Linked DNA regions of Mus musculus: regions 1, 2, 4, 5, 6 and 7 are each linked to region 3. Evidence: chromatin loops called from intact Hi-C (ENCODE). Cell type or tissue: heart. All regions are shown on one strand. Each heading gives the region's core, and the rest is flanking DNA. Links, peaks and the distances in the headings are about the cores only.

Evidence for each region. Peaks named below come from ENCODE experiments on the same cell type or tissue, not always from the same donor. Only the 100,000 strongest peaks of a DNase experiment are listed, where the experiment ranks them.
Region 1: it touches region 3 in a loop (3-fold over the local background); 8 of 42 quality-filtered maps call a loop at or near these places.
Region 2: a loop joins it to region 3, with 2.1 times the contacts of the local background. A loop is called at or near these places in 2 of 42 quality-filtered maps.
Region 4: a loop joins it to region 3, with 2.3 times the contacts of the local background. A loop is called at or near these places in 2 of 42 quality-filtered maps.
Region 5: a loop joins it to region 3, with 9 times the contacts of the local background. A loop is called at or near these places in 13 of 42 quality-filtered maps.
Region 6: it touches region 3 in a loop (2.4-fold over the local background); 2 of 42 quality-filtered maps call a loop at or near these places.
Region 7: a loop joins it to region 3, with 7 times the contacts of the local background. A loop is called at or near these places in 22 of 42 quality-filtered maps.

What each region holds. Positions count from the first base shown.
Region 1 is chr1:159,288,051-159,292,550 of GRCm38, forward strand. Cop1 (COP1, E3 ubiquitin ligase) reads left to right here. Exons shown (of 20, transcript NM_011931.4): 11 at 855-990. Among named protein-coding and RNA genes, the nearest start is that of Mir1843b, 50 kb to the right of the region's middle. In heart, for the core only: a CTCF peak has its summit at 2,347 (motif pointing right); no DNase peak of the experiment used is centred there.
Region 2 is chr1:159,996,530-160,001,029 of GRCm38, forward strand. The region is part of intron 1 of Gm31493; the gene reads right to left. Among named protein-coding and RNA genes, the nearest start is that of Gm31667, 26 kb to the right of the region's middle. In heart, for the core only: a CTCF peak has its summit at 2,026; no DNase peak of the experiment used is centred there.
Region 3 is chr1:160,076,876-160,081,375 of GRCm38, forward strand. 4930523C07Rik (RIKEN cDNA 4930523C07 gene) reads left to right here. Exons shown (of 3, transcript NM_001162896.1): 3 at 1-1,712. It overlaps 4930562F07Rik (RIKEN cDNA 4930562F07 gene), which reads right to left and starts at 1,110. Exons shown (of 3, transcript NR_038031.1): 1 at 1,054-1,110; 2 at 508-615. In heart, for the core only: no CTCF peak of the experiment used is centred there; DNase peaks (open chromatin) are centred at 2,676 and 4,276.
Region 4 is chr1:159,810,761-159,815,260 of GRCm38, forward strand. The region is part of intron 2 of Tnr (tenascin R); the gene reads left to right. Among named protein-coding and RNA genes, the nearest start is that of Gm31348, 29 kb to the left of the region's middle. In heart, for the core only: no CTCF peak of the experiment used is centred there; a DNase peak (open chromatin) is centred at 2,191; H3K4me3 peaks cover 451 bases.
Region 5 is chr1:159,521,593-159,526,092 of GRCm38, forward strand. Tnr (tenascin R) reads left to right here and starts at 2,177. Exons shown (of 23, transcript NM_022312.3): 1 at 2,177-2,623. In heart, for the core only: a CTCF peak has its summit at 2,110 (motif pointing right); no DNase peak of the experiment used is centred there; H3K27me3 peaks cover 1,728 bases.
Region 6 is chr1:160,003,612-160,008,111 of GRCm38, forward strand. All of the region lies in intron 1 of Gm31493, which reads right to left. Among named protein-coding and RNA genes, the nearest start is that of Gm31667, 19 kb to the right of the region's middle. In heart, for the core only: no CTCF peak of the experiment used is centred there; a DNase peak (open chromatin) is centred at 1,900.
Region 7 is chr1:159,387,838-159,392,337 of GRCm38, forward strand. No RefSeq gene overlaps it. Among named protein-coding and RNA genes, the nearest start is that of Mir1843b, 50 kb to the left of the region's middle. In heart, for the core only: a CTCF peak has its summit at 2,390; a DNase peak (open chromatin) is centred at 2,434.

The DNA.
Region 1 (4,500 bases), core at 139-4,138, 790 kb before region 3:
AAAATAAAGTTATAGAAAATACATTAAAATAAATAATTTAACATTTTAATCTCTTAGGGCACTAATGTAAATAATTGTATGTAAATAATTGTATGTTGTAGTTTTTGTTTGTTTTGTGTTTTTAGTTCTTTTGGAAAAGTTTAAAATGCAGATTTCCAACTGCCTTGAAAAATTGAGTATTGTAATTGTGCTTTACTTCAAGCATGCCTCTGTATTAAAGAATAGATAAGTTGACAACTACTTGGTACATTAATGTTACGATTTAAACCTCAGATGGCTTAACTTTAAATAGTTAACTCACAGGGACCTTGTGTGATGTCATTACTGTTGTCTTTGAGAATCACCAGTTTATACATTACAGTTTTGTACCTATGACTGAGAATAGGAATTAAAATAATTCAATTATTTACCTAATATGTACTGTATAATTTTGCTTTGATCATAAATGTGGAATAAGTATACATCCCTCTAAACAAACTTTGTTAAACTAACGAATACCTAACCACATGTAGATCTTCCTCCAGCAGTTACTATCAGTGCTGATGGCTGGGATCTGATTTTAATGAAAGATTTATGTTCATGAGAAGATTTCTCATTGTTTTATTTTCCCTTGAAATCAGTGCTAAAACTAGAGGAGATCGCCTTTATACTTTATTGGAATACAAAGATGTTTCAGTGAATTCCTAGACCATTTTTATTAAAGCTAAAAGATCACCTAATTAATTTGAGCATACTGCTTTTTAAAAAAATCTTCAAAAATACTTTTTATTTAAAAATAATTTTTTAATATGAGGATATTGTTCTTTGCTTCCTTTATAGTGTCATTCATTTAATTTGCTTTTTTTCTGACCCAGATGACAGTAGAACTGCAAGCCAGTTAGATGAATTTCAAGAATGCTTGTCCAAGTTTACTCGATACAACTCAGTAAGACCGTTGGCCACATTGTCTTATGCTAGTGATCTCTATAATGGTTCCAGCATAGTTTCTAGGTAAGTGTTTGCCACTGCTCTTACTGTGTTCTTTTATTAAAAAGTATAAGAAAACTTACTAAATTTGAGAAGCAGCTATAACATGTCTTTGAGTCTTGGAATTTGCAAGCTACATTGCCTCCCAGTTACTCGGAGCTAGCAAATTAGAATGCTCAGTAGCATCCATCTGACAGGAGGTGGCAGTTTCTCTTTATATCTGACGTCTGAGTGTAATGATGGAAGGTGCTCTTTACGTCCTTCCTTCAATTTTGCAAGTCTGTATAGAACTAGTATATTTCTTTCTGAATATTAATGTTTGATTCTCCAGTAAAGCTTTCCATGGAATATAAGAATATGATCAAAGTTCACTCTATAGCTTGTACAACTAGTATACAGTAATAAAAACTTAATTTGAGAGATAGCTGTAGGTAGTCTAAATAAAAATATACAAAGCAGAGACTGACAGTGTATTTTTGAAACATATTCTGGGGCTGGTGGTACAAAACAGCAAATGATTGCTTGCCTTAAAAGCAGAGATGAACCTGAGTCTGATACCCAGAGCCCATGTGAAATAAAGGCCAGGCATAGTAGTGCTCGCTTGTTATGCTCATGCTGTTGAGGGAGATCTTCGAGCTACTGCCTTGTTTTGTAGGCCTCAAAAGAAGATAGACAGTACTTGAAGAATGGCATTCAAAGTTGACCTCTGACTTTTGCATGCAGATATGCTCATGTGCACACATGTGCCTGTGCTTACAAACAGCCAGGGCTACAGAGAAACCCTGTCTCGGGAAAAAAAAAAAAAAAAAAACAAACTTCTCACTATATACAATTTTCCATTTCATAAAATAATGAACATTGTAAAACCACCAGGCTGTATTACATTTAGCCTATTTTCAGTAGACATTCAAAGAGATGATTTACATTTAAATATTTTACATTACAATTTTACAAATTAAGTAGATGTACTTAATTGTTACGGTTAATTAGCCTTTTTTATTTTCTCCCAATTATATCAAATTAACATTTCTTAATGAAATATTTCCAAATTTTTAAGTTTATTATACCCACAGAAGAAATGAAGACTAATAGGTAGCAAGAAAGAAAGAAGGAGCTTTGAGACTTTCATAATTTTAGTGACTCCTTTTTGTACTTTGAAGGATATTGGTAATTCATTCTAAGCTTTGATTTCTTCTAATGAAATGGGCTTAAAAAACACTAAAACAATGTTGGCCAGAACAAATTATTAATATTATTACCATAAAATTGCATAATATCTGTGCCAATTACCTTATTGCACTGAAACTAGATTTTCTGAAAAGAAAAATACTAAACTGAATAAATCTCCTGTTTTCTTTGCTTATGTGGATATTATACCAGATCCATTAGTCCACAAGGTGGCAGCATTTATTTGTGCTATCTCTCATGTTTTGTGCAATCTCTTCTGTTAGATAGTTGACAAGGTTGGAATTGGGTGGCTGGTCCAGATTTATTCTCTTGATTATTATATGGTCTTAATAACAACAACTTATGGAAAAACACTTCCTACTTTTTCCTTAAATATGGTAGTTACACCACATTTTAAAAAAAGATTTATTGATTTATTATATGAAAGTACACTGTGGCTGTCTTCAGATACTCCAGAAGAGGGAGTCAGATCTTATTATGGATGGTTGTGAGCCACCATGTGGTTGCTGGGATTTGAACTCGGGACTTTTGGAAGAGCAGTCGGTGCTCTTAACCACTGAGCCATCTCTCCAGCCCAGTCACACCACATTTTACATGTTGTTTTCTGTGCCATCAGAGAGGATTGGTTTGAAATTGCATATTTTAAACTATCTCAGTGTATAGTAGTGCTGCTTCATGAATTTCTGATTTGAATTTTACATCCCTGTACATAGTACAGTGGTTGTTAACCTTCTTAATATCATGACCCTTTGATGCAGCTCCTCATGCTGTGGATTATTATTTTTGCTACTTCATATTTAGTTTAAGATACTGTGGTCAATCCTATTTTATAGGAGAGGAAGTTGAAATAAGGGGAAGTATGACTAGGCTAGGATCAACACACTGTGCTGTGGATAGAACTTAGATTTGAACACCCCCACCCCCCCCACCCCCCCGCACCTTTATGGTGCTCGGTTGCTCACATCAGGGCCCAGGGACTAAAGTTTCAAGTGAGATACTGGTAAAAATACAAAGTAGTGCATTTTTTAGGTCCTTTATGCTCCTGTTTCTATCTTTTCTAACTGGCATTTCATAATGAATGTTTTAGAGTTTCAATTTAATATTTATACTGTGTGGTGTTCAACTAGTTGCTAAAACTATTGGAATTGAACTTTGTTTTATAGTAGATGTTTACAAAGATTGTTTTTGATAACCTTCAGTGTTCACCCAGAGTAATATTGTAATGTATTATTTATTGAAGAATGCTTATGAGTTTTAAAATTTGCTTAGTAGATGTCGTGATTAGGATTTTATTGCTATGAAGAGACACCATGAGCATGGCAGCTCTTATAAAGGCAAATATTTCATTGACACTGGCTTATAGTTTCAGAGGTACAGTTTAATAGGGACTGGGGTAATTGCTGTTGTAGGCCTGACCATGTTTTTGTTTAGAGTGTGGATTTTGGGACTTTGTAAAGCAGAGGAATACTTTAAGTGTGAATTATTGGGCCCTACTAGTAGAAGCATGGAAGACACTGGTGCTGGGGTGATTAGATCTTGATAGGCATGGCTCAAGAAATTTCAGAGGAGAAGAATTTTAGTATGTAACAACCTAGAGATTTTTGTGCTATTTTGGTGAAGAATACAGCTGATTTTTGCTCTCATCTGAAGAGGTAAAGAGATTTGGATTAATTTCATTGACAAAGGAAGTCAAAAAAAGTCCAGCATAGACTTTGCCCTCTGCTTTACTTTCATGAAGAACATTTTGATCAAGCATAGTAAGCTTAGAAAGGAAAAATACAAAATATATGGTTGAAAGATTAAAGCCGTACCAGAAAGTAAACTGGAGCTAAATCCTGTGTTCAAGGATATTAAATGGCATGAAGGGCGTGGTGACTAAAGGGCAAGATCCCTTGCAGGTAAGCTTATTGTTTGTGTGCTTGCATTGAATAAGGGATAGTTATATCATGTTAGGCTTTATTTTGACCTGGTTATTGTTTTCGTTTGGACTTTTAATCAGGAAGGAACTACAATCTAAAAATGAAGGAGACATCTGTGCTAGGCTCTTGAGGTCTAGTCACCATGAACATCTTAGGTCCAGGAATGGTGGTACATGCCTTTAATTCCAAGGTCAGAGTCAAACAGATTCCTTGAGTCCCAGGTCAGCCTGGAAGTGAGCAAGGTCCAAGTTAGAAAAGCTTACTTAGTACACACTTTTGATCCCATCACTCAGGAGACAGAGGCATTAGATCTCTGAGTTTAAGGTCAGCCTACAGAGCAAGTTCTAGGACAGCCAAACTTAGGCAGGAAAAGTGTTGAAAAACAGAAAGCTGGTGATAAAACAAGATGGTGGTGGAGTGAGGACAT
Region 2 (4,500 bases), core at 333-4,332, 80 kb before region 3:
GTCTCTTAACTTTGAGCTCCACTAAAATACTTTATTCTTTCAAGAGGGAAAAATATCAGGACACAGTCACAATCAAAAGCAAAATCAAACTCTAACTGTACAATATCTGGGATCATTCACAATCTTCTGGGGTCCTTCAAAGGCTTGGGTCACTTCTCCAACTCTGCCCTCTGTAGCACTCTAAGTTCAGGCTCATCTACTTCACTACTGCAGCTGTTCTTGGTGATCATCCCATAGTAATGGCATCTATAGTACACTGGAGTCTTCCCCTGCAACTAGGCTTTACCAATATCCTCTCTTTATAGTGCCAGGCTTCAAATACTTTGCATGACCCCTTTAGTACTGGGCCATCAACTGCAACTGAGGCTGCACCTTCACCAATGGCCTTCCATGACCTCTCACAGTACTGAGCCTCAGCTGCTCTGCATGACCCCTTCATGCCTTCAAACCAGTACCACCTGGGTGACTCTTACACATTACCAAGTCCACACGCAGCACAAGGTACAAACTTGATTTTCTCTGGAACACAGCTTCTTTGTGCTCTCAGAAAATACTTCCCAGATTTCACTTCAATGATGCTGGTCTCTTCTTAATCACCGCTAATTTCTTAGTTCCAGCTAGCTGACATCAATAGTCCCAGTAATGCAAAGGTTTCACTTTAGTAGTTCTGGTATCTTGTTAATCACAGCTGATTCTTCAGCCCCAGCTAACCAAAACCACAGAATCTTCTCAATCAAAATAGCAATTGCCCTGATTAGTCTTTATTCTTCCCTCTGAAATTTCACAAGCCAGGCCTCCATCATTTGCACTGTTCTCAACATTATCTTCCAAGCATCTACAGAACATCCCCCAGAGCTCTTAACTCCGAATGGCTCTTCTTGCACAAAGTTCCAAAGTCCTTTAGATAGTCCTCCCCAAACATGGTCAGGTTGTCATAGGAATACCCCACTAGGCTGGTACCAATTAGTCTTAGTCAGAGTTTCTATTCTTGTGCAAACATCGTGAGGAAGAAGGAAGTTGGGGAGGAGATGATTTATTCAGTTTACACTTCCACATTGCTATTCATCAACAAAGAATGTAAGGACTGGAACTCAAGAAGGTCAGGAAGCAGGAACAGATGCAGAGGCCATGGAGGGATGTTACCTACTGACTTGCTTCCCTGCCTTTCTCAGCTTGCTTTCATATAGAACCCAGGAGATGGTAGCCAGCCCAGAGATGGTACCACCCACAGTGGGCCCTACCAGCCCTGATCACTAATTAAGAAAATGCCTTACAGCTGGATTTCATGGAGGCATTTCCTCAAGGGAGGCTCCTTTCTCTTGTGTTAAGTTGACACACAAAACCAGACAGTACAGTTGCCTTGGTGTGGCGTTTTGTCACAGCAATCAAAAAGTAACTAAGACATATTAATTACTTTTCTTGATGCTGTGACCAATGACCTTCCCAAAAAAAATGAAAGGAAGGAAAGATACAGTTCATATTGGTGGGATAGGTATGCCATTGGGGCCAGCTCTTGTCAGTGGCAGCAGGGACTTACTCACTTACATCTTGATGGATCAATAATCAAAGAAGAATAATGTGGGTATTCATCTGTCACAGCCCGGCCACAACATCAAGACTAGGATTCCAGCATAGGAGATTGGCACCACCCACTTGAAGGACAGGTTTTCCTCCCTCTGTTAAATCTTCTCTGGAAACAGCTCTCAGACATAATCAAAGGTGCAGTCCCTTAATGTTACAGGAGTTGATAAAATGAAAAAGCACAGGAAATAAAAGATCATACTCTGTTGCCATAGAATATTCCAGAGTCACTTGGGTCTTCACTGGAGCCTGAGATGTACACAGCTAGACCATGAGACACCTCATGGATGAAGCAGCAATGGCCTCACAGTGTGCCACAAGGACTGCAACAGTGTCTTGGAAACAAAGCTTGAGAGTGAGCATGTGAAGAGAGAGGTCTGTTCTGTTGGAGCCCAAGCCTGCTGGTTTTTAAGGGAAGTGAAGACAGTCTAGACCTGAAAAGTGACACCATGTGGCCACCAGAGAAACAAGTACCCAGATTGTACAGACCCTTCCTGTCATCTGCTATAGAGATAGATAGGCCTCCCTTTGGACTTTTGTTACTCGTTATGTTAGAGATAGGTCTGACTCCCTATTGGTCCTGATCTGGTGGAAGATGTAGGCCTTGGGAAAAATTCTGAACATCTACAAATTAATACAAACAGGAATCATAATGACCTGATGAAATACAAAGCACCATGTGTTTGGCATTTGACAAGGGATGGTATGGGGTCTAGAGTGGAACTTTCATGTGTACACCTTACACATACATGCAAAGAACAGTATGCCTTCCAATCACAAAAATATCCTGCTTTTACTGGTAGGATAACTGTTTTACTGTTTTTATTTATCTATCCATATTGTATGGATTTTTAAATACTCTATAGTTTTTACAGGGAGTTCCCTTTTCAAAAGGGAAGAGGTAATATATATATATATATATATATATATATATATATATATATATATCATACTCATCACTATAACAAGTGACCCTGTTGGTAGTCTTAGAAACCTACATCCCATGATAAAATCTTCATAAATACTCCTGTGACTCCTGTGATAGCAGTAAGAGACAGGAATCTTGGGCTAGGCAGCAGATAAAGTCTGAACTACCTTCACCGTGAATCCTTAACTTCATGTCTCCTCAGCTGTGCAGGATCTCCCCTGTCCTCCCCAACCTCAAGACTACACAGAGTTCCCTTTGCAAGTAGCTGGCACTGATGGCGCTCACCCTTTCCTTGCTCTTAGCTGAGGTTCCCACATGGGTTCTCTAGCCTCACACGTGTTCTTTGCAGTTTCAATTCTATACCAGGCAGAATCACACAGCAAGGGACAGTCCCTCTCTCCTGCAGTTGGCATAACACAGCCTACACTCTAGGGATCACTTCTTTGTCACAGACCTTTAAGTACCATCCTCACATGGCAGGGCTGAATCTTCCAGCTCATAGAAATGAAAGCTTTGACTCCCAGCTTTCAACAAATGAGTAGGTGAGCCAAAGATAGATGAGCATCTGACACAGCAGAGAAGTTACGATTGCCATCGAGGAGTGGGAGTAAAGGCATAATCCACTTCTCCTTTCCCAGCCAAAATGACTTCTGCTACCTGGAATCAGGTTCTGCCTCTCCTAAGTGAATCCTCTCACATTCATTTCCAACTCCTCTGCAACGGTTCAGTCCTCATCCAGCAATAACCAAGACTCTTTCACAAGTCTCTGACTACCTTCCAGTCTATTCTTCATGCATTGCCAGAGGATTCTTCAAACTCCAAGCTTCCCCTCCCTTCTTTAAAAGCAGTCAGACATCCACCATTATCTTCTGTGTGAAGTCCTAATGCCATAGCCTGGCACTGGATGCCTCTCCCAAGGTAATCATAATCTATCTTGCTCAATTGATCTGTCTCCTTTTTTTCTTTATTTCCTCCAAGCCCCCCAGAAAGCACCTACAGGCATCTGCTATCCCAAACACACACACACTCTCTCTCTCTCTTTCTCTCTCTCTCTCTCTCTCTCTCTCTCTCTCTCACACACACACACACACACACACACACAAAGAGAAAAGGGAGGGATGGGTCAAGGGGAAGGAGAGAGAACATTAGGAAGGAAGGCTAGACTTATCAACTTATCTCAAATATAATGAAGCTTAGAATATCTTTTTCTTAATCTCTGCTTTGTCAAAATTCTATTCACTCAAATATATTTAAACCGAACCTCAAGGAGCAGCCTTCTGCAAACACTGGAAGCGCCGTGCTTACATCTTCTTGAGTTCACTCATCACACTATGGTTGAGCTAGCAGAAAACAAGTGCAGTACTTTATTTTCTGCGCATACTCCGCCACACAGGTTGTTGCACATGGTGGTGGATACATGTTTGCTACTAATCAAAAACAATATCAGATACCGGATTTGTCTTGGTTTCAGCACACACACACCACACTCACACACATAAAAACTCACACACACTCACACACACTCACCACACACACACACTCACTACACACATGCATTCAACACACACACAGAGACTCTCTCTGTGTCTCTCTCTGTCTCTCTCTGTCTCTCCCTCCCTCCCTCCCTCCCTCCCTTCCTCCCTCCACACATACATACATATTCTTATACAACATTCCCCCACATCTACAGGGAATAGGTTCCTAGCCCCACCCCCAGTGATGCCTGAAACTGCTACAGTACTGAAGCCTACATATACTGTTTCTCATATTCATAAATATCCACAATAAAGTTACATTAACAAATCAGTCACAGTAAGAGGGTAACAACAATAACTTAATGAAGCAGAGAACTATGTGGAAATATAAGTTATTTATAACTGATGAGTTGCTTATCTCAGGAATTTTTCATTGAACATTTTCATGTATCAGTTGGCTGTTGACAACTGGAGCTCTGGAAGGTAAATCTGTGGCCTGGGGGAGCTTCCACACAC
Region 3 (4,500 bases), core at 300-4,299:
GTCAAAGAAAACAAATTGCTTGGCATTTTGATTGTATTGTGGCCATGTTACAAAGGCAGAGAATTCCCAGCTTGGAAGCGATTATACTCCAACGGCTCATTTGCACATCTACTGGGGAGCTCTATAAATATTGTCCCCATGGAGACCATTATAGACAGTAGAAAAATCACTGTCTAATTAATGACATAGCCAAATTATGACATTACAGCAGCAAGAAAAAAATTCCCAAAATTGATGAGACTGTATGAATGTAAAGTTGTACTCTACTTGCTCAGCTGGGCCACCTGGTACTCATGTCTACTCCCGATGTGCTCCAGGCCCTTGGAGGGTAGCTACCTAATGGTGGCTACCTGGGCCTTCTAGCAGACAGTCACATTTCACCCGCTCATCCTACATCACCTCAATGCCACTAGGCACTCAAGCCTTCCACCCTCAGGCCTCTTTGACCAAAGCAACACTTCCTGATTCTCTGCCCCCTTGTCACATAGGGAGCTGGTTGTGGATTACCTGGCTGTCCTCCGCATGTCACAGAATGACCAGTCTTCTCCCCTTCTCTGCCAATTGGTACCCACCAGATGCTCTTCCCACTTCTCTCAGTTGCCCTAAGACAGAAGACTTGGGGGTAGAGGTGAAGACACAGCAGAAATGGGATGTCAGATAACAGTCTGCAAGGATGGATCGCCGGAATCAGGGACCATACAAATTACACGGTTTCCGTGACAACTGGCTGCCAGTTTGAATTAAGACAGCAGTCAGTTGTCCCTGATTGCCATAACAAAGCCCCTGACTCTGGACACAAGTGTACCTACTGCTTTCTAACCAAATAGACTTGAGCCAGTTCCTGACATAAACCATCCAGAAAGGCAGTTCCCAGTTGCTTCTATATCCTGGAATCCCAACCGTGACTGGATCACCTCTTCCTGTCGCAGACTCTCCGACAGCCTTGATAGAGCACTTAGGATGATACAGGGCCCATGAAGTGATAGGCCCTCCCATAGACACCAGAGAGCAGAAGCCCAAAGTATTGCTTGGTGCCCTGTCGCCCTGCCTCACCCTGACAATTCTTCTCATATTACTGCTTCTCCTTGCATCATGCCAATTCATTCCTTTATGACTCTACAGACACTGTTTCCCTTGGTCTATTCCAGAGTTGCCACGGATACAGTCCTAGGGTAAGGTGCTTGGGACTTGTGCCTACCTGATCCATCTGGGGACAGTAAGTTCATGAAGAACCTAAGAGGCCCCAGGGGGCTGGAGGAATGGCTCAGCAGTTAAGAGCACTTGTTGCTTCTGTAGAAGACCCAAGTACCAGACATGCATGTGGTACACATGTATACATGCAGGCAAACCACTCATACACATAAAATAAATCTTTTTCGAAAATTTGAAAAGAAGATGCATAAAGAAGAGACCTTCTCAACTGGCATGGACTTGGGCATTGGGGTTGTCCCCACCCACACTGGACTTCTGGCCTGCCTTAGTCACACTCAGAAACAGTCAGAGGGGTCTTTATCCAGTGTCCAATAGACTTTTTTTGATTTCTTGGGAAGAGGAAAAAGAACAGGAAGATGTAAAGAAAAGCCAGTCACTTTTTCAAGAAATGAATCGCTCATATGAATGATCGAAGCTGTACAGTATTTGTCAGTGTTTTGTTTTCTGTAAAATTCAAATACATATAAAAGTTTATTTAAATAAATGTTTTGAAAATGAAATCCTCCTCGCACGTTGGATTGAGTCACTGGCTTACCGCTGAGATATTATTCTCACACAGAATTGACAGAAGCAGAGGCTCTTCCTGCCTGGTCCCTGGCCTCCTAGAATCTCAGGTCTGAGGACCAGAAATGTGGCATCTCTCCCTTCTACGCAAAGCAGGCGACTTTGGAAGCTGAACTGAGCAACAACGGCTGCAGAAAACATACTGATGTTCCCTGGCGACACTTAGAAAACATTTCTCCACTGAAGTCCATGTCTTTCATAGGAAAAGGAAGAAATAACCTTTGGGTTAATCTGGTGCTAAGAAACAAAGGACCAAGGGACACAGATACCTGTGTCTATGTGCATGTATTTATATAAGCACATTTATCCTTTTTCTAAGTCAACCACAACTTTGCCCTAGTTAGAAAATGAAATGACTTGGATGCTCTTGATTCCTTTCCCAACAATGCTTACCTAGAGTGCGGGCCAACAGAAACAAGATGGTGAAATGTTCCCGACTGGCACTGCCCAATCTGGTACTATTAGCCACATGTGGCTCTGTTCATTAAAATTAAATTAGATTAAAAGTCCAGAGCTCAATTATGCCAGCCATATTTCAAGCACTCAATAGCCACCCTATGGCTAGGAACACCACCCTGAATGGCAGAGGCTAGCATCTTGTGGAAAGAGTAATTCAGTGTTAGTGAACAGCTGCGCTGTTTAACGGAAGCTTGAGAAGGAAGACCCACGGCGCAGCTGCACACTTCCTGTCTTGCCCAAGGCAGGCTGTTTCGCAGTTTCGGCTGATCCTTCAGCTTTTCTCCTATCACTACAAAGCTATGACAACCAGGGGACAGAGTATTTTCATTCAACCTGCTATTCAAGTCTCTAGAATATTGCGAAAGTTTCTGATGCAGAGGAGGGGCCGCCCAGAGGCGATAGTGCAACTCCCAGGCATCTCATTGGCTCACCACCCTTCCAGCTCCATCAGCTCTGCCTGCTCAGGCTCACCCACACTCGGAGCGTTAGGACAGAGTTGCGCAATGCAACCATCCATTAGCATTCTCAACTGACTGGAGTACTCTGCTGCCTGCTTGCCCTTTGCCCTTAAGATTATTCTTGAATTCAAAGTCACAGGCACACAAGCTTGAACAGCAGCAGCAACAAAACTCCCTTCGGACAACTTACTGTATCGGTCATAGGTTCAACTTATTGAATTGTTTTCAGATTCCCATGGGGCCAAGCATCACGATTTATTCAGTAATGGCAGGGCATGCATATCAAAGGATTTTAGCTCTTTCGAGGTGCCAAGTCCACTGAGCCCATACTACAGTATTTGTCCTGAAGGGTCACAACTGGCCTAAAGGAACAAACCACAACCATATAACGTGTTTGTCACTTTCCCAGAGGGACACATCCACCAAGACTAGCATCAAGTCAGGCTGGCAAAGAGTTGCACTGGGTGAGCGGAGAAAGGATGCTATTGGCAGAATAGACGAGAGTCCCTGAGCACCGAGGGCTGGGGCTGAGGACTAGGGCTGTCCAGATCCTGGGACCCACACCAGTTCTCACATGTAATTTATGCCTGTGATGTTACCTCCATATTAAAACTTATCTTCAGAAATTAAATGGAGAAATACATAAAAAAAAAAAGAAAAACCACTTAGCACTGAGCCTGGCTTAAGTGCTCAAGTTAAGTGTCATTAATGAAGGAAAACCATGGTTTGTGTTCTAGAAATCAAAAAAGAAATGTATGGAGGAAGGCGTGGAATTACCCACACTCCAGCAACCTCCTTGTCTTTCACCAGCCTTTCTCTCTCTTCCACCCATGATCTGTCATAGTCCTCTTGACAATTCACAGAAAACCAGCCTTACAACAGGCTCTTCATATCTCCTAGTGAGGAAAAAAAGCATGCAAAAGTTTCGAATGCTGTTGGTGCAGAGGTCTCAGGTTTGGTTCTCAGGCCCTCATAGCAGCTAACAACCATCTGTAATTCCAGTTCCAGGGGAGCCAACATTCTTTTCTAGCCTCATGGGCACCAAGCATGTGCCTGTGTATATACATATACAAAGACAGAAAACACTTGGGCACATAAAATCAAATAAGTAATTCTAAAATAAATCTTTTTAAAACGTTAAAAAAGCTGGCAAGCCAAATATAATAAGAGCTAAAGTTTACAGGCTTCAGAACTATTCTTTGCTGTCTTTATATATAATTATATAGAAGTTTGTCTTCTATAAATGAGCAGGGTTTTATGAGCTAACCTGGTAACCTTATTTATATAACACTGGAACTGGAACTTAAAGTGTCCTCAGAAACAATTCACTCACAGGGGCATTTTAGGAAGAGTTTTGAAATATCCCTGGAACTTTCTACACACTGACCAGCCTAGCACACTGTGATAGAGAGGTTGCAGGCTAGACACAACCAAGAATGAGCTAGGCAACCCCTTCCAGGGGGTGCCTGCTTACCTGTTGTGTTAATCCAGGTAGAAACACTGCCGGAGAAACCACTAAGTGCAGGTTGGATGCTGACTTGGCCCCACTGGGTAACTCTTAAGACAGAGTTACCCAGGAAGGAACAGAGAAGTGGGGACCCTTCCAGAACCTCCCTTTGTGGGAGAGTCTCTCTTGATTTGAAAGGCACCTGATAAGACAACACTGCCATCTACTGGCAAGAGTGGATATAGCAGCCTGCTTGCCCCAGACTGCAGGCGCCAACCTGATTGATTGGTTCCCATCATCTCTGTTGATCCTCTCCTTGACCCTGGTGGAAGACCTAAGGTAGTGAAGACATGTAAGTTT
Region 4 (4,500 bases), core at 315-4,314, 270 kb before region 3:
TGCAAGTCGCCATGCTTTCAGATCCCCATATAATTCTTCAGGCAGATAAATTCTTCAGGCATCCCTGAATGTTCATGAGTCCCTTCAGGGAGAAGCCCTGGACCTTCATGGCTCTGTCCATATCATGTACTTAGTCAGAATCATGTGTCCATAAAGGGTGGACATCAGCTGTTCACTCAACAAACAACATACTGAGCACCTACTGTGTGCCAGTCCTGAGCAACTACAGAGGTTATAGGTGATTTCATTCTTTAGGACTTGATGTCCAGAAAACTAAGCAAATAGGATGAGCAAACTACTCTGGAGTGAGCCATGCAGAAGCTACAGGCTGTCACCCAAGCTGCAGTGGGGTCCCAGAGCATAGACCTTAACCCAGAGTTCAAAGGTATCTTCTCCAGTAAGGTGGGTCTCTCTGGAAGATGTGACAACTTAGGGGCCACCTAAGTGGAATCTAATGGTCTGTGTACTGTCATTCCTAAAAGATCAGCTCACAGCTGCTGGGGACTCTGAGAAGATGGTCCACCATGTCTTAGAGAAAGGGGTGAGTGTCTGATTGGGGAGGGACAGAGAAACAAAGGTTATGAAACCCTGCCAAGGGCCTAGCTGAAACTGGTACCAAATTACAATCACCATTTTTCTCTCTGATGTCACATGAGGCAGGGCCCTTTGGTGAACCAAGGTTTATTCTAGAGATGCCCAAGCTGGATAAGAGAATAAAAGAGCTAAATTTCTCACCAGAGTGATATAAGTTAAAGGCTTAGGTTTGGAGTCCTGGGGAAGAGGGAGGGTACTCCAGGAAGAAGTGAGCAGGGGAAGAAAATGGAGAGCTGGTGCCACAGGGAGCATGCATGGACGGATGAGCAGCTACTCAGAAAGCAACTCTGAGTACCGTGAGGCTTCAGCTGAAGCTGAAAAGTATAAGCAGAAAGTATGAGGCTCCTGGGGCTACAAAGTAGGAAGCCAAGAGGAGAGAAACCCTGGCAGGCAGGCAGGTCTCAAATACAAGGTAACAAAACCCCATTCTCTCCTGTGACTTCACAAAGTAAACCCAGTTCAGTGAGCACCCAGTGTGCTAAGTAGCAGAGGGGAGAGCCCCTGCTTTCTCTGGCACATCAGGGAAGCCTCTCTATTTCCTTACAGCCGTGTTGTTTTGCTCCGCCATGCACCTATATCTTCACAAATGTCATTTTAGGGGATGTGTGGCTGCCATGAGTATCTAGTTTTCAGGGCTCATTTAATGCTGATCCAGCACAAAATGTAAATTTCTCCTAAATGGTCTACAGAGCCACCCAATATATTCAAGACTCTGATACTTGCAGAAGAGATAGGGAAAGAAGGAAAAGAAGAGGCTGATGCCCAAAGGGATTGTGTAGGATTAGCTTTCCATGAGATACCCCAAGTGTGGCATGCCCTATAGACATTGCTGTGGGTAGAGATACCTGTGTGTGCGCCTGTGTGTATTTGTGTGTACATGTATGTGTATGAATGTGTATTTGTACATATGTGTGCATGTATGCGCTCCTTTGTAAACACTTGTTTGCATCTGTGTGAGAGGGAAAAGGACAGCAAAGCTCCCTGAGCAGATAAGGTTTCTCTGGCTGGTTCAGTGGAGGTCTGCAAATGGAATAAGGTCAGGCTGCTTAGGCAGGCAACACTTTCCAGTGTTTTCTACAGTTCCACTGGGTCCTTACTGTTGAAGTCAAAGGTTTAAAGCCTTTGTAGAACCTCCTATGATTAACTGTCACTTAAATACGTCAGCAAGTAGCGACATCAGCAGGCTGATCAACGTGTCAGAAGTCAGGGACTTATAAAAATTGACCCTCAGGTATCAGAGCCACGTCTTCCTTGACTCCAGAAATGTCTGATGTGTTTCCAAGCCGCTGTAGCATTTCCTGGGCTGCCTACAGTGGATACAGTGACGGGCCAGTCTTTTCTAGATGTAGAAGAAAGCCTATTAGCTTAGAGCCACACTGCGTTTCTTTCCCATGCACCTCTGCCTGCCTTAGGGATAGGAACCGCTCCAGGTCTATCTTGTGCTACAGGTCCACTGGGGACATTCAGGGGTCACCAGCTAAACATGAGGAACCTTGAATGTAGAAGTATCTTACCGGCTTCCTACATCAGAGGACATGTGACTCATCAGCTTCCTCTGTTGCTTTCAGAACAGCTGTGGTCACTGGTACTCTATAGTAGTTTCTAAACCACCTCTGCTAGGGGAAGGGCGTGGCTGAAGAGGAGGGTGTGGCTTGCCAAGAGGGGTGTGGCTGAATCCTGGGGTTTGTTTCCTTTCCCCCCTCCCCTCTCCCCGCCCCCCCCTCCCCCAGTGGACAGGAAAGAAGCCGCAGGGCGCAATAGGGATACTAAATGCCTGTTACAACGGGAAACATGTACTGAGCCCTTAGCACATACTGCCCAGCCTGTGTGTTAAGTGTTTCTCCAGGATTCTCTCATTAAATCCTCATAACAAGCTTACACGATAGATGCATAATTGGCTCCACATTACATGTGTTAGGACGAAAATTTGGTGCTATTAACTGAGGAATTTTCCCTTGAGTTCTGCACACCTCCCTGACTGTGCAGAGACAAAAGCCTTTCTTGCCTCAGAAACCATTCTTTGTCCACAAGTAGGAAGTTAAAAAATCAGACTAAACAATGAAAAAGGGAGGGGATTGAGAACAGCAAGAGCAAAGGAGGGAGGAAGGGGGAGAGAGAGGAAGGGGGAAGAGAGGTGAGAAGGAGGAAGGGGGGGAGGGAGGGAGGGAGGGAGGGAGAGAGAGAGAGAGAGAGAGAGAGAGAGAGAGAGAGAGAGAGAGAGGAGAATAAACTCTGAACATGGGCAACAGGCTTGAAGTCTCATGCTTTCAATTGCCAAAAGAATTTAGGCTTTTTGACTTGCTGTTTAATTGAGAAAATGTTTTCTCATTTCTAAAAGCTTGACTTGTTTATTAAGAGCTGCAAGCAAAAGAGGGAATGAACTGCTTGCTGTGCAAGTGTAAAGACCCGAATTCAATCTCAAACTGGCATGGGAGCATAGGCTTCTAACCCCAGCACTCAGGGTTGACAAGAGGATCCCTGGGGCTCCTTGGCCAGCCAGACTAGCTGAATTGGCGATACGATCCTCTGGTCCTTATATATAATAATAATAATAATAATAATAATAATAATAATAATAATAATAATAATAATATAGATAGTTCCTGAGGAGTGACACCCAAGACTGACCTCTGACCTCTATAGGAGTATGCACACAGCACACGCACACACATCCATAGACAAAAAAGGTGCATGCCAGGCCAGCAGCAGCAGATTACATTTCTGTGGTCTGTACATATCCATAAAAATAAAGTAGCGTTAAAAAGAAAGAGACAGAAGAGACTAAAGGTTTCTTTCTGTTACCATTTGAATGTGAAGTAGCTTCCCATAGACTCACATGTTAATACTTGGCTCCCAGGTGACAGCATTAATTTGAAAGGTTCCAAAAACTCCAGGAGGCAAATCCCAGTGTGAGGAAGTAGTTCCAGAAAGGCTGGCTCTCAGTCCCACCCCTTTTGTCTACTTCCTGTTCACCATGAGGTAAATGGCCTCCTCCTCCACGTGCCTCTGCCTCAGTGATACTTCACCCCATCACAAACTCAGAAAAGAAGCCACCACGGGAGCAGGAGCTGAGCCTTTAAAGTCACGGACCAAAATAAAACTGACTCCCTTAAACTGTTTCTGAAGAGCCATAGAGACCATGGTCACTAAACCACAGCCATCAAAATGAGGAAAGGGAAGTCTGTGGATGGTGTAAGAGCCACCCTCCCCTCCTTGCTGCCTGGGGGCTGGCATCATGCTAAATGTCAAGGAGGCAGGTAAGGAGAGAGTTTTCAGAGCAGCTGAGGAGTGATCAGGGGAAGGAGGGAGCCAAATTCACTGCTGGTCTCTGGGAGGAGCCAGAGCTCTCCCCTCCTCACACCACAGCACTCATCCTCACCTATACTGCCTCTGCTCCAGAAGATAAGAATCCAAGGTAAATGTGAAGAAAACTTGACAAGGAGTCCTGGCTTGGGATTTATATCTTAGGGAGACACCAGAGAGGGGTCTGTGCCTCTACAGCACAGACACACATATACACAAACACACACGGTGGTACTGCACATACATACACACACACACATAAACACACACACACAGGCACTGCATGTGTACGTACACATATACACACATATCCAAATGCACACACAGGCATTGCATACACACAGAGACAACACACACACAGGAACTACACGTACACCCTTACATATGCATGCAATCACATTCACATGTGCACATACCACATGATGTCATGAGTTATGAATATCCTAGGGATTACCATTCTGCTTGCCTTAAAATTGAAGGGACCCACGGACTGTCATGTGTGTGGGTGTACCCTGTGGAGGCCAGTGGCTGTTTTATAGTCTCCTCCATCTCTCCCTCCTGACGCTTTGACACAAAGTCTCACACTGAACCTGGGCTCACCTG
Region 5 (4,500 bases), core at 258-4,257, 560 kb before region 3:
CAGAGGATAAGTTTCAGAACCCAAATTCATTAAGGTCCAGATTAATGACAACTTCCTGGTTGAAAACCTCATCAGCCTTCCCAGATAGAACTCCCTCCTCCAGCTCACAGAAGTTAACGTGAAATTCTCTTATCCTCTCTGTATCCTGCCCCACTCAAATCCAAGTTTCCAATATCTTAGCTGCTCCGAAGTAGTCCCACTTTTTAATGCATTTGACAATTCTACATGTAGTAAAAACAGTTATTTTACCTTTGATTGATCCTGTTCTGAACTGACTAGTGTTTCTTTGTGGCTTTCTCTCCTGATGTTCATTGATCACTGGTTCTGTGTTTTTGCAGGTGCCACATGCTTGTTAATGTGTGTGCTAGAATCCTTACAGAGCTGTATGTGCACTTCAGAAAAGAGAAAGTGCATCTTACATACAATGATTTTAGAGTCAAACACACATGCTTTTGATTTGAGCACAAGAGATCATTAGAAAGCTAGTTAATTTGTGTGACCCAGCCTCCTCATTTGTAAATAGTAGGTAATATTTACCCTGGAAGGTTCACAACCCTCTCTCTTCATCCCCTTGAGTTTGCCATGCCTTCAGCTTCAGTTTCTCATTGGCCCTTTGCTAAAATAACCCTCATGCTTCCAGTCTCATCCTAGATACTGTGCTCTGTGGAAGCCTGCAGCCCTCTGGTCAAGTTAGTTTTCTTGCCCGTGTTCTCATTTATTACATTGCCTCTGCCCGTGTCTTGGCATCAGCCTCTGAACTGTCTGGTCTCTGCCCTTTCTTTCCACTTTGAGAAACTGCAAATTCCATAAAAATGGGAACTGTGATTTGCAAAACATCAAATCCCATCTTTGCTCTTCCTCATTCCTTTTAATCCAAAGATTTCTTAAAGCAAGTTATATTAGGTAAGGAATTCATGACTGAAGTTCTGAAGAAAATGCCCACATCTTACTTGATTCTCATTAGCTGGCATTGCAGGAGTTCAGCTCACCAAATTGCTGGCTCCATCCTAGTACTGTATTAGGCTCCAGGCAGTGATCTGCTTTAGGTGTAGAAATTAAATAATGTGTCCTGTGAATTGTTACTAATACCCAGTACTTTCCAATTTCATGAGATTCACAACTGGTTTTTGTATCTGTGAAACTGCCCAAATCACTAAGAGAATGTATTTTCTTAGCAGATTTTCAAAAGTAATAGCAATCCCCACAGTTCATTTGGCACATATAGTTCTAAATATTTTATTAAAAACTCAGCCACATGCAAATTCATTGGAACAACCTAGGCACTTTATTTAGAATACCAACAATGATCACTTGTAGGTATTATCTCATGTTTACTTTAAATGTTGTGACTTCTAAAGTGACATAGCACTAGCTTTGTTATCTTGGACAAGAAATTTTATCCCTTTCTGCCTCAGTCCTTCAGTCTAAAAGATGCAATTGGAGCATTTGCACTGTAGGATTAATGTATGCGTTAAATGAGATGTTACCTGTAAGGATTAGTAGCAATGCTTAGCACTTGGTACAAATGCTGTATAAAGTTAGCTATTATTATATGTCAAGGGTGAATCAGATGTAAGCAAAGCTTTTGGATGAGACTGGAGTTAAATTTCCTGTCAGCTGTATGTTACTCTGTTCCTTCAGCATTCCTATTCAGTAGGGAGGGGGCAGCACTATCCACATTTTACAAACAGTGGAATTGAGCCACAGAGAAGCAAAATGTATAGTGCACGAGTGGCAGCCGAAAACTAAGACTGACTTTGTAGACATAAGTTCCAAAGCACTTTCCAGGTGGCTGAGTTACTGGGCAGTTAATGAGTGTAAGCTTGCCTTTCCAAGTCTGAGCAGAGACCTCCTTTGCCCCTTTTCTGCCAAACATTTATCCTAAAGGCATACCCCTCCCCAATACCATATCAGGTTTTCCTACTGCAACTACAGGAAAAGGATCAGCAAAAGGCCCTTTGTCTTCCTACAGGCTCACCAGAGGGAAGTCTTTGACTCCATCAGGACTGGGACTGTTTGACTCTTTAGAAAAGCAGTCTCCAAGAGTTTGTGGGTGCAGGGAGCCTGAACTCAGACTGTTCAAGAGGACCAAAGACGCGTTGCTTTTCTGTCCACTAGGGGGCTACTTGTAGAAGGCTGGGAAAAAAACAGCTTAAAAATATGCTGCTGAAATTTCAGTAAGAGGGGAAAAGAGAGAGCTTGTGAGAGACAGCAGAGCGGTCCCAGGCTTCCTCATCTCGTTCACGTCAGAGGCAGGAACCGACTGTGCTAAGGCTGTTGGCTCAACACGCAGAGACAGAGCTGGGGCAGCCTCAGAGACAGGGAAAGAAGAGGTCCTCCCTGACCCAAGAAATTACCACGAGTGGAGTAAAGCCATCTGACTTTTTGGTCTTATTTTGGTTGCTTCTTCTCTCCTTCTACTGGTAGACCTACCAGCTGCTGTTTCGTTTCTTTCGTGAAGCCTTCTCTCTGCCTCTCAGAAAAAAAGAGGAAGGCAAGAGAGGGAGAGAGGTGGGCGCTCTAGGTGAGCGCATCAGCTGGCTCCAGCCCGAACGTACAAGAATTCTCTGCTTTGGAAGCTGCTCTAGCTCTCTGCTCTCCGGCTACCCACCCCCCAACCTGGGTAAGTCCGGAGTACTGCGCTCCTCTGTTTCCTTGCTAGCGAGATTTCAGCACCACGGAGAGCGATTAGATGCATGTTTGTTCTTCAAGCCATTTGGCTGTAAGGTTACATCTCTTTCGGCTGCCGATAAAGCGGGGTTCTGCGTAGGGAGAAAAGAAAGGAGAAAGGCGCAAAACTGTGTGTCTACCGAATTAGAGGGGGATATGGACCTTGGCCTTGGGAGTGAGCCTGAGCAAATGTATGTGTGTGCACTGTTGCATAAGACAGGTGAGGTCGGAGCTAGCAGGCTTGTAATTGTGCTAGTCTCCCGTGTGAGGCTGTCCTTTTTATATGTAGCTGGGAGGGAGGGTTTGGGGAAAAGAGTCCTGGGTTTTCCTAAATTAACTCTTTCATACCCAGCCATAGGTGGTGGGAAAGTGTTACAGGAAAAGCCTGGGGGACAGGAGTGGAGGTAGAGTTAAAAGTTGTGCTTCCAGGAGGGAGCTTGGAGAAGCAATATTTTAAAATGTCATTCCCCCCACCCCCACCCCCCAGGATTACCTGGATTCTTGATGTAGTGACAGCCTAACCTGACCTTTTGCTTCCTTTCCTGGTGTCAGTTCCTGGTGGGCAGATGCAACAGGTTAGCCCCAGGCTGGGGGTAAATTTGGGGCTGAGGTCTCTAATTTCACACTTCAAGGAAAATACTCAGCCTGGCAGGGGCTGACTGACTCGAATTATACTATATTTGTAAGCAGGCAGGGAAGACCATCCACTTCTCTCTTACCCTTGGTTGGAGAGAGGAAAAAAGTCCACTCTCCCCTGTTTCCTGGGGGCATTTGTCAGTGACAAGCAGCCCAGAGGAAAGGGTTTGTCTTCACTTGTCTATGGAGTCAGGGGAAAACCTAGACTGGCCCAAGCCTGAAAGTGTCTTCTCCAGCTCCCACCCAGGGCCTCCAGGGCCTCACAGATGGTAGACTGGCATTACTACATTCTACTGCTTTTTCATGGTCTCTCTCTCCCTTTCTCTGTGTCTCTCTCTGCCTCTCTGTCTTCCTGTCTATTCTCCTCCCTCTCCTCCCTCCCCCATCTTCCTCTCTCTCAATACTTTCAATAAGTTACTTCTACCTATCTTGCTTTTTTCCTTAGAGACTCTATCTGCCTGCCCTCATGTCCCTGAGTTCTATTCAATCCTACTACATGAAGCTCCTCAACAAGTGGCCTTGGGGGCTTCCTTCAGTTACCAAAGTTTCCTGGGAGCCAGTATCCCAAGAGGGATGTGCAGCTCCTTGCAAGATAAAGCCTAAACTTGGTTGGCCTCTAACCCTTTGAGGTTCTGCTCACTCTTTTCCTCATGGGGTGGGGGAGGGACAGGTAGGTGGAGTTAGACACAGACCTTCTTCCCAGTGATGTCTTGTGTTACGGTTTTTAATTCAAAATCCTGGGCTTTTCTCCAACATGAGTAAAGTGTTCCCTACTTTGGATTGTGGGAAACTTCTAGGTGGGAGATATAGTTATGAAAGAAACAGTACCACCTTCCTTAGCTCCATCTCCACCCTGAGATTATAAGCAGCAGAACTAGAAACTTCAGTGTGTCTCTAGAATGAATGGCAGAGAGTAGTTTTTAGAGATGGGAAGACAGAGATGTCAGAGGTTGTAATGGTAGAAAAAGATTGAAGCATGCAACTTTAGAGAATCAGAAGCCCACACAGACTCATTCATACTCCATCCTTTCCCTTCACATTCCCCCAGTGTGTACCAGTAAGTGGATGATTTCTCTACCAACTAACTGGTCCCTGAATGCTTAAAAAGCCGTGCCCTTGCAAAGGAGCCTCTCTTAAAGACATCATTTGTTATAGATGTCACAATTATCTTATTAATGCTCCTAGATTCTCTCT
Region 6 (4,500 bases), core at 343-4,342, 73 kb before region 3:
AAGGCCCAACTGTCTACTAGCTTGAACCAACTGGTTTCCTTCTCCCTAGGGAGTACAAGAAAAGAGGAAGACTGAGAAATGGGCTCACAGAGTACAAAAAAGGGTCAAGTGCTGTGGCCCAGATATCAGGAACCCCCCTTCAAGCATTGTTAGTATTGAGGTCACAGTGGAGGGGCTATCAGGTTGGCACTGATAATCCCTCATCAGACCCACGGAGTCCTCTGACACCTTAGCTTTATCCGGATAGTAGGCTGTAAGTGCCAAGTGCCATGGTTGCAAACTCTTAAAAAGCAGTACAATTCAATACACCTTTATACACATTTTTTTATAATCTGACCATGGGTTCCCTCTCTCCAGTCACCACTGCACACCTTTCCGTAGGGCTCTGGAGTTGCTTCTGCCAGGGCTTCCTCCTGCTTGTACCTGCTTTCTGCACTGCTTTCCCTCCACAGGTCCACTTGATTCTAACCTTTCTGAAACAACTTGCTACATTACAGGGGGATGAGAGCCCCAGTTCTCTGGATCTTAGGGCTCTGTCTTCCTCAGTGCCCTATCCTCTCCTAAAATCTTGGTGAGTCTCCCAAGACATTATCAAGGAGAGAAGCTCTTTGGGGGAGTGAGTAAAAGGTAGCTCTCCTCCCTCCTGTTGCATCAGTTTCCCCTCAAAGGTCTTACCATCTTTCTTTCCACCCCCAGGATGCTTAGCATAGTATCTGAGATGGGCCTCCAGTGATGAGCCCAGGCTGGAAGGTGAGCACCCATAATCCTAACGATATGCTATATATAACAATACAACATCTTAAAAATTTTAAATTAGTTGCCACATTGAGAAATGTTCTTTAAAATACATATTTTTGTGGTTTTATTTTGAATTGATTCCTATTTTGTTGTTATTGTCATTGTTGTTTTTTCTGTGTGGTTATTGTTGTTGTTATTGTTGCTGTCATTATTGTTTTGCTTTTTTCTGTAGACAGAGTCTCTCTATCTAGCCCTGGATATCCTAGAATTTACTATGTAGACCAGGCTGACCCCAAACTTACAGAGATCCACCTGCTTCTATCTTCTGGGTGCTAGAATTAAAGAGATGCACCATCATACATGACTTAGATTCTTAAAACCCATAAAATATAGAAAACCAGGTCCTTTAGATGGAGTCTGAGCTATCCACTCATTCTGCAGTGTCTACTAGTAAACAGTTATGTGCCAACAATAGTATTGAAGGCTCTAGAGCTATATGATGTTCACCAGACAGACATGGTTCCAACTTTTGTTATATCAGAGCAATTGAAGCACAGTCGTGTTGGAGGCATGGACTCCTGTAACTACATCAAAATTGATGATAAAATAATAAAACAAGATCCATTCTGATAATGATGAGATATGAGAAGAACATAGGTCAGATAATCCAGTCCTGGAGTGATGGATCAGGCTGGGCCTCAGAAGAGAGATGACCAACTAAAGATAGTGCCCACCCATGAAGAAGCATGACCAACAGACCCTGATGATGGAATAAAGTACTAAACTCCTCTCTTTTTCTTTTTTAATTTTCCTGTGGTCAGACCAGGTTCTCAGTGAAATATATCACATGTATATGGCCCTGAAATAGCTGTTTGGGGGAATCCAGACCATGGTTTCTCCATGGAAATTCTAGAGAAATTATTAGAACAAGGCCAGAGATGGCTGACCAGCAAAACAATCAAACCTGACAGGGGAAGGCCTGAAGATGTGGAACGCAAAGATATTTACTCATCGGGACTTTCAGAGATACCCTGGGAAGAGGCGGAATTCCTGAGCCATTAAGACAGGGAGACCAGATGGTGGCCACATGTGTCTAGAAGCCAAGAAGGAGCAGGAGAACTAAATGCATGGGTGGAACTCAGGCCATATTTAGAAAACTACAAACAGGATCCCAAACAAAAGACAGGCTCCTCTGAAGAACTTCCCCTTGCTCAGTTCTGACAAAGCTAGGAAAATCGTGCTCCTGAAACATCTGCCACCAAAGTCACATGTCCCCTCTCCTTCTTGGCTGCTTTGGTCTTCCAGCAGCAGCACAGGAAGGAAGGTCTTCATGCAGTAGGGTCACTTGGAGCACCTGACAGGGCTTCCTGATACAAGGCTAAGGATGATGCTCAAGGCAGGGTGGAATATTTCAGCTCAAGCAAAGCCTGACAAAGGCCTGTTGTAGAAATGTAGAGCTGTGTGCGATGACTTTGGTCAAGTCCCTTATTCAGTGCTATTGTCAGTTATGCTCCGGTGTGTGCTTGAAATGTTTCTCGTGCTCTTGGACCTTAGATTCTATCAGGTAATAACAAAGATAGTATCAAAAATAGAGTGAAAGATGGAAGAGTGGGCATACTGGAAGAGAGCCAGTTGCACCGTCAATAGAGAGAACAGAATGAAGTAATGTTTGAGTAAATGAAAGTCATGAGGAAGACCATTTTTTGCCAAAATCCCTGAAGGGAGCACATGATGGTGTGTTCTGATGACAGCAAAGAGGCCAGCGTGTCTGCGGCACAGAGGAGCACAGGACAAAGTAGCTGATGAACTGAAGAGGTCATGGAACCAAGTCATGTGAACATCAAAAGCCACCGCAGTGTGTGTAATCCACCAACATTCAGAACAGAACTGTGGTGAGCACCATCCCTTCAGGGTCTGCATACTTTCATCTCTGTGTTCACAGTACTTAGCATATTACCTACACCCTATAAATGCTTGGTAGATGAATCACTAGGGGTGAAAGGCTCTCATTAGGATGCCCCAACACACAGTCATCACCTTCAGATTCTGTTTCCCCTCTCCTAAACTCCCACAGAACCACGCAGCCCTAGAGACACCACCAATGAAATATAAGACTTGGCATGGTCATCAGGTAAAGCTCCATCTTCTCCCACCCTGCAGGGAGACACCACATACCTCCAGAGTCCACTGCATATCAAATTCTTAGAGAAAGAGTTTGGGAATGTTGGTCTATATGGTCAAATTAAGCTGGAAATGAGTGTATTTATCTATAGGCTCTACCTCCAGGACTCCTCCCGTTGTGGCTCTGCATTAGTCTTCTCTGTCTAGCCTCCCATAGAGTCCCTTTAACAAGCACCAAAGAGTTCCTCAGGAAGGAATATCTGCGCAGTGTCAAAACACACATAAGGTATACTTAGCAGGCAGGGGTGCTCCGCTGTGCAGTCTATTCTCAATTGAAACAGTGTAACTCTACACACTAAATCCCAGGGCCAAACCTAGCTAGCCACCAGGTGAAAGGAAGGAACTAACATAGTGCCATTTCCCTGCCCCACCCCTGCCTCACTCCTGTCCCTCCTCTGCCCAATCACATTGCTGGGCAAGAACATGTTTCACGTTCTCTGAAAATCAGAGCCTCACAGTTTTAATTAATTAGCTTTCGAGACAAGAGTCTCACAACATAGCCCACGCTGGTTTCAAACTCACTGATGTTCCTGTCTGAATCTCAAATGACTTTTAAATTTATCTTTACATGAGACATACAAACAAATATTATATGTGTCAGGGAGTTTCCGTGGGTTATCTGGTTGCACGCATGCCTCCTGTTTGCATGATGTTCAAAGCAGCTTATGAATAGATACCTATCTCCAACACTCTCCTCAAGCTTTTTGAAATGTAGAGTGCATTGCTGCCATCTATACCCACCTGGTCCTCAACAGCACACAAGGACTCTCCATTCCCATCTGACTATAACTTAGTACCCCTTCTTTAGTCCTTTCTCCCATCTCTCGCTGAACACCCCACTCCCCACCCGAACATCCTGTGATAGGCTCTTGTCTGCCAGATAAAAGCAGTATTGTTATTCCTAGGTACTACATGTGACCAAGTAGGAGACTCAGTGAAGTTTCATAAACACTTTTCAACTGACCAAAATTTTTATTTTACTCCATGTTACTCTTAGTGCTGCGTTAACTCCTTCCTTCCCCACCTTTATTTCAAGCAAGCTCCCAGGTCTCCCTCTCCTTGGGCAGTCACTGTCTCAGAAGACTAAGAGAAGGTCAGCACGATCCATCTCTGAAGGTCACAGTGCCTTTGTGCCCAGAGTCAAAGGAGAACAAACAATGGGGACAGAGTAAAAAAAAAAAAAACCCGCTCTAGAAAGTCAAATGCTTCAGAACGGAGTTGCTCAGGGATCAGCAGAGATCATTATATTCCTTGAAATATATTTCTGTTTAGCACAAACCTCCATTTTTATGACCTCAGGAAAAAAAATTCAAATACCTGCCCTGAGATTTCTGAAAATTGCTAGGGAACCGGTATTCTTTTCTCACCTCTGGCTCCAATTTCCTGCCCTTGCCGAATTCTTATTCTCTGCTCTCCATAATTTCGCACCTTCTTCGCCTAGCCCTATCTTCTTCCCCTAAAAGCAATCATTTCTACAGGCATGGCACGTTAGCAGAATTTTTATTGATGGTTTTTAGGTCATGAAGGATGGGTTACAATCTCCCACCAACAGCAGACAACCTAACATCTGATACTAGCCGT
Region 7 (4,500 bases), core at 163-4,162, 690 kb before region 3:
GTTTTTAAAAGCTGCCTACCGTACTTAGGGCAAGCTGGGAAAATGAGAGCTAACAATTAGGTTCAATGTTTGACTACTTACTAAACCAAGCCTACTTCTCTACTTACTATGTGACTTAGGGCAGTTGAGTTAACTTTTATGTGCCTCAACCTTCATCTGTACAAAGAACATAGACCGGAAGTCTTGAACCCCCCCCCATTTTGGTTTTTTGGGTTTTAATTTTCATTAGTGTGTATATTTGTACATGTGCCCAGATGTCAATTCTCATCTACATCCTTTGAGACACATCTCACTGGCCTGGATCTCACTCACCAAGTAGGCTAAACTGGATGGCTTAGTGACTCCCAAGGATCCACCTTTTCCCACCTCCATAGTCCTGGGATTCCTAACTCACTACTATTATCTGGTTTGTTTCGTGGGTTTTGAGGATAAAACTCAGTTCCTCTTGTCTACAAGGCAAAAAACAGCTGAGCTATCTTACCAAATCATCTGGTCAGTTTTATGAGACAGGGTCGCACAGAGCTCAGACTGGCTTCAAACTCACCACATAGCTGAGGACAACCTTCTGTTCTGATCTTCCTGTCTCTACCTCCCTAGTGCTAGAATTATAGGCATGTGCCACTACATCTGGCTGTACCCATCTTTAATTGTCTCTCAAACTTGCTGCCAGTTTTGTTGGGACAGAGGCATGTGTTGGAGGCTCAGCTTTGCTTCTTACTTTGTGGTTAAATCCTGAAACAAAGGTTGTCTGGCGAATTATGAAAAGGGCACTTCTGCTTTGGGGATTTGCCTTTATCCAGAGAGACATGCTGGGACAGCTGGCTGCAGAGGTGTGTGGGAGTGTAGAGAGGGTTCAAGTCTTGCAGAGGGCCAGGGGAGGGCAGGCTTTACAGAGTACAGCTTGGCTCAGTCCAGAACGCAAATGCTTTTCCACATAAATCTGCCTGACGGTGGCTGCACACCAGACGCTCCTGCGACAGACAGTGCTGGCAGCTGGCTAATGCGCGGCCAGCGCTTTGGATGGAAATGTATCTGTGTTTGTATGAATCAATGCACAATTCACACTTGTATATGACACTAGAGAGGGAAAACGGCCCGATGGCACAGCCCATCTGGCAGCCCCAACACCGACACGTGTGCACTGTGCCATCTTCCTCCAGCAGGGCCCCATTCCGACTTATCAGCATTAGAGGTCAGGCTGTGGGCCAGGAATCTGCTCTCAGGTACCAGAGCTGCCCGACTCTGCCTTTCTCAGACCTATGTCTCAGGTCCCTCGCGTGCAGAGGGGCATGTGGTAGCATTTACCTTATGTTTTATTAAATGCACTAATATGTAGAAACGGGTCAGTACCTAGGACAGTACCTAAACCATAGAAGAGCCTAGAAGGCAAAAGGGAACTAGCTGAGTCTGTAGTCCTATTATTGTTATGACCTGGAGTGTTTTCTATCTTCTGTGAACCATACCCACCTCTGAGCATGTGCAAACACTCTACAAGACTGGAAAATGCAAGTGACAGAGTTTTGTTTTTTTTTGGGGGGGGGTCATGGTGCATTGCATGAAATAGGAATGGGTGTACTTCGGGAGACAAAGCTTTTAGATATAGCAAAGAAAATTATCAGCTCACTCTTTAAACTTCACATTCTGATGAGTAATTTTTGAGCATATACAAGGTTGGTGGCATACCTAGATGCACATTAAAACAGTAGTTCCCAACCTTCCCTTTAGCCCTTCCTGTTGTGGTGACCCCCGACAACCATAAAGTTATTTCATTGCTAGTTTATAACTGTAATTTTGCTAGTGTTATGAATCGTAATGTAAAGATCTGATATGCAGGATATCTGATATACAAGCCCCGAGAACCACTGCAATAGAAGCTACTGAATTCTAATGCACCTGGCATCCCGTGTTCCCTGATCCTTGCTCATTTCCTTGCTGTGCAGGCTTCGTGAGGTCCCTCTCCAGCTCTTGATGCAGGTCATCTGACCTCAGTATAGACAGAGCAGCAACAACACGGTTAATTGAGTGCCCTGGGCTTGACAGTGTTCTACAAGCCTGGCATATGCTATTTCACTGGGCCCTCCCAGTGGCTTTTGTTTTCCGACTAGAAAAGTGAAGGAGATCTTCAGAAGATCCTTTGAAGGCTCAGGGTAAGGATTGTGTTTGACCGACTTTTCTTCTCCACCCTGCCCTGGGGCACCTGGCTGAAGCCAAATGTGAGGCAGCAGAAAGCTCAAGCGTTGTGTTGCTTCTTTCACCTTCGCAGCCTGAGAGAGGCGGATTTGGAAGAGGTAGCAAGACTTTATATAAAATCCCAGCTCTCCAGGAGGCCTGGTGCTTGACTGTAGCAGCAGGAAGGAAGGCTTGGGCGGCCTTCACGCAGTTCCTCCGGTGGACACTAGGGGCGATGTCAGACTGCGGGTTTCCAAGGTCCTCCTAAGTAAATGAATAGAGCAGACGCAGCCACAGATGTGGGAGGTTCAAGTCAGTGTGTCTACCACAGTGGAGCGCCCCCAATACAACCCGATGGCCTGCTAGAGCGCCCTCAGAACAAATGTAAGATGTCAAGCTGATCCAGGCCCGTATTCTTCCGGTTCAGTCTTCCTGATGTCCCTTACCAGCTCCAGCTAGAGCCCCAGCCCCAGCCCCAGCCCCAGCCCCAGCCCCAGCCATAGGCTATTTTCTTATATATGTGCTGTGGCTGTTCTCTCCAGATTCAAAGGCAGTTCTCCACTGCTATGCTCTGGACCACACAGTGCCCCAGAAGAAACAGTGCACCCACTTTCCCCAGCACCCTTCACCATGGGTCACTTCTTACATGCAGCCTAGCCCCCCAACCTGGAGTAGTGACCCACTGCCCCTAACTCTTATTTCTGGCCATAGTCGCTCATATCCACAGTCAAAGTTGAGTTTGCCCCTCCTAGAGGCTGAGGGTCTACTAGCCTCTCAAAGGCACTGCCTATTTAAGCACTACACATTTACATCTAAAACCTAATGATAACTCTAAGTTAGTTAAGTACCTAACAGACCTCTTATATCCTAACTCCGCAATTACTCTTGCGTTAAAAAGTTACCTTCACATAGTCATTCAGTTGCAACCACATTCCATTCTGCCTTTTTTGCTTTAAAGAAACAGGCTTTTGCACATCTCTGCAGCCTTCTCGTCTGCCTTGAGATGGCTGCACTACAGCGCACCCTGTGGCCTGGGCTCAGTCACATCAGCAGCTGCACACAGCTCACACCTCTGTTCCTCTTCACCAGTAGTCTACTTTCCTGTTCACCTGGCCATATGTGCACTCTCTTGTAACTCCTATACCATAACAAGGCTGTGTCCCTACTTCATGTGGCATAGATAGGTTGCCACACCCATTATAACAACATCCCAAGGGGAGCTCAAAACATATCATCTATCTATCTATCTATCTATCTATCTATCTATCTATCTATCTATCTATCTATGTTTGTTTGTTTTTAACACTAAGTAGTTCTGGCTGGCCTGACACCATGTAGATCAGGCTAGCCTTAATTTAACTTGTGGTACTCCCCCTCCCCCCCCCCCCGCCTCTGTCTCCAGTGTGTCATGTCTTGCCATAACCCACATGGCTTGGTCATAGAACCCTGACTGGGGTTGGTGAAGGAATAAAGAAAGGACAGACAGACAGACAGACACATGTACAGAAAGCTGAGATCAGGTGGGGCGTGTACCTTCTGATGGAAAGGCGCCTATCCTACTGTAACCCAGAACCTCAGTGTGTTTATCAGGTACAGCACGGGGAGGGGGTGGCGGAGGAGGGGGGACTAGCTAGACTTGCTAGGAGGTGTCTGAAGTGACCGTCTCAGGCTACAGACATCCAGGAGAATGAAGCTGCAGTTGCTAGTTTTTTGTTTTTTGTTTTTTTTCTTTCAAATGATTGTACACACTCGTCAATCATTTGAACTCAGACTCCCGTGGAGAACTTGCCTCTGAGGCTCACCCAGGGAAGGCTTAGCCACTCCCATGGGGCTGAGGCATAGAATCTTTGACATGGCTATGCTCATAGCAACAGTGCAAATCACCAAGACTTCTGTCACTCAGGGTTTCCTCTGCTCCCTACAATGCCTCCCTAAAACAGATGGTTTTATTGTTTGTTATTGGCCCATTCTTTGATAATAAACTCTCTCTCTCTCTCTCTCTCTCTCTCTCTCTCTCTCTCTCTCTGTGTGTGTGTGTGTGTGTGTGTGTGTGTGTGTGTGTGTGTGTGTGTGTGTGTGTGTGTGTGTGGTTAAGAATAGGTGTCTTCCTCTATAACTCCCCATATTAGTTTTTGAGATAGGGTCTCTCGCTGAACCTGGAATTCATCACATCAGTTTGACTGACTGGCCAGCAAGCCCCAAGATCCTCCTACCTCTGCATCTCCAGAACTGGGATGACAGGTGTGTCCCTACTACATCAGGCTGGGATGACAGGTGTGCCCCTCCACATCAGGCTGGGATGACAGGTGTGCCCCACCACATCAGGCTGGG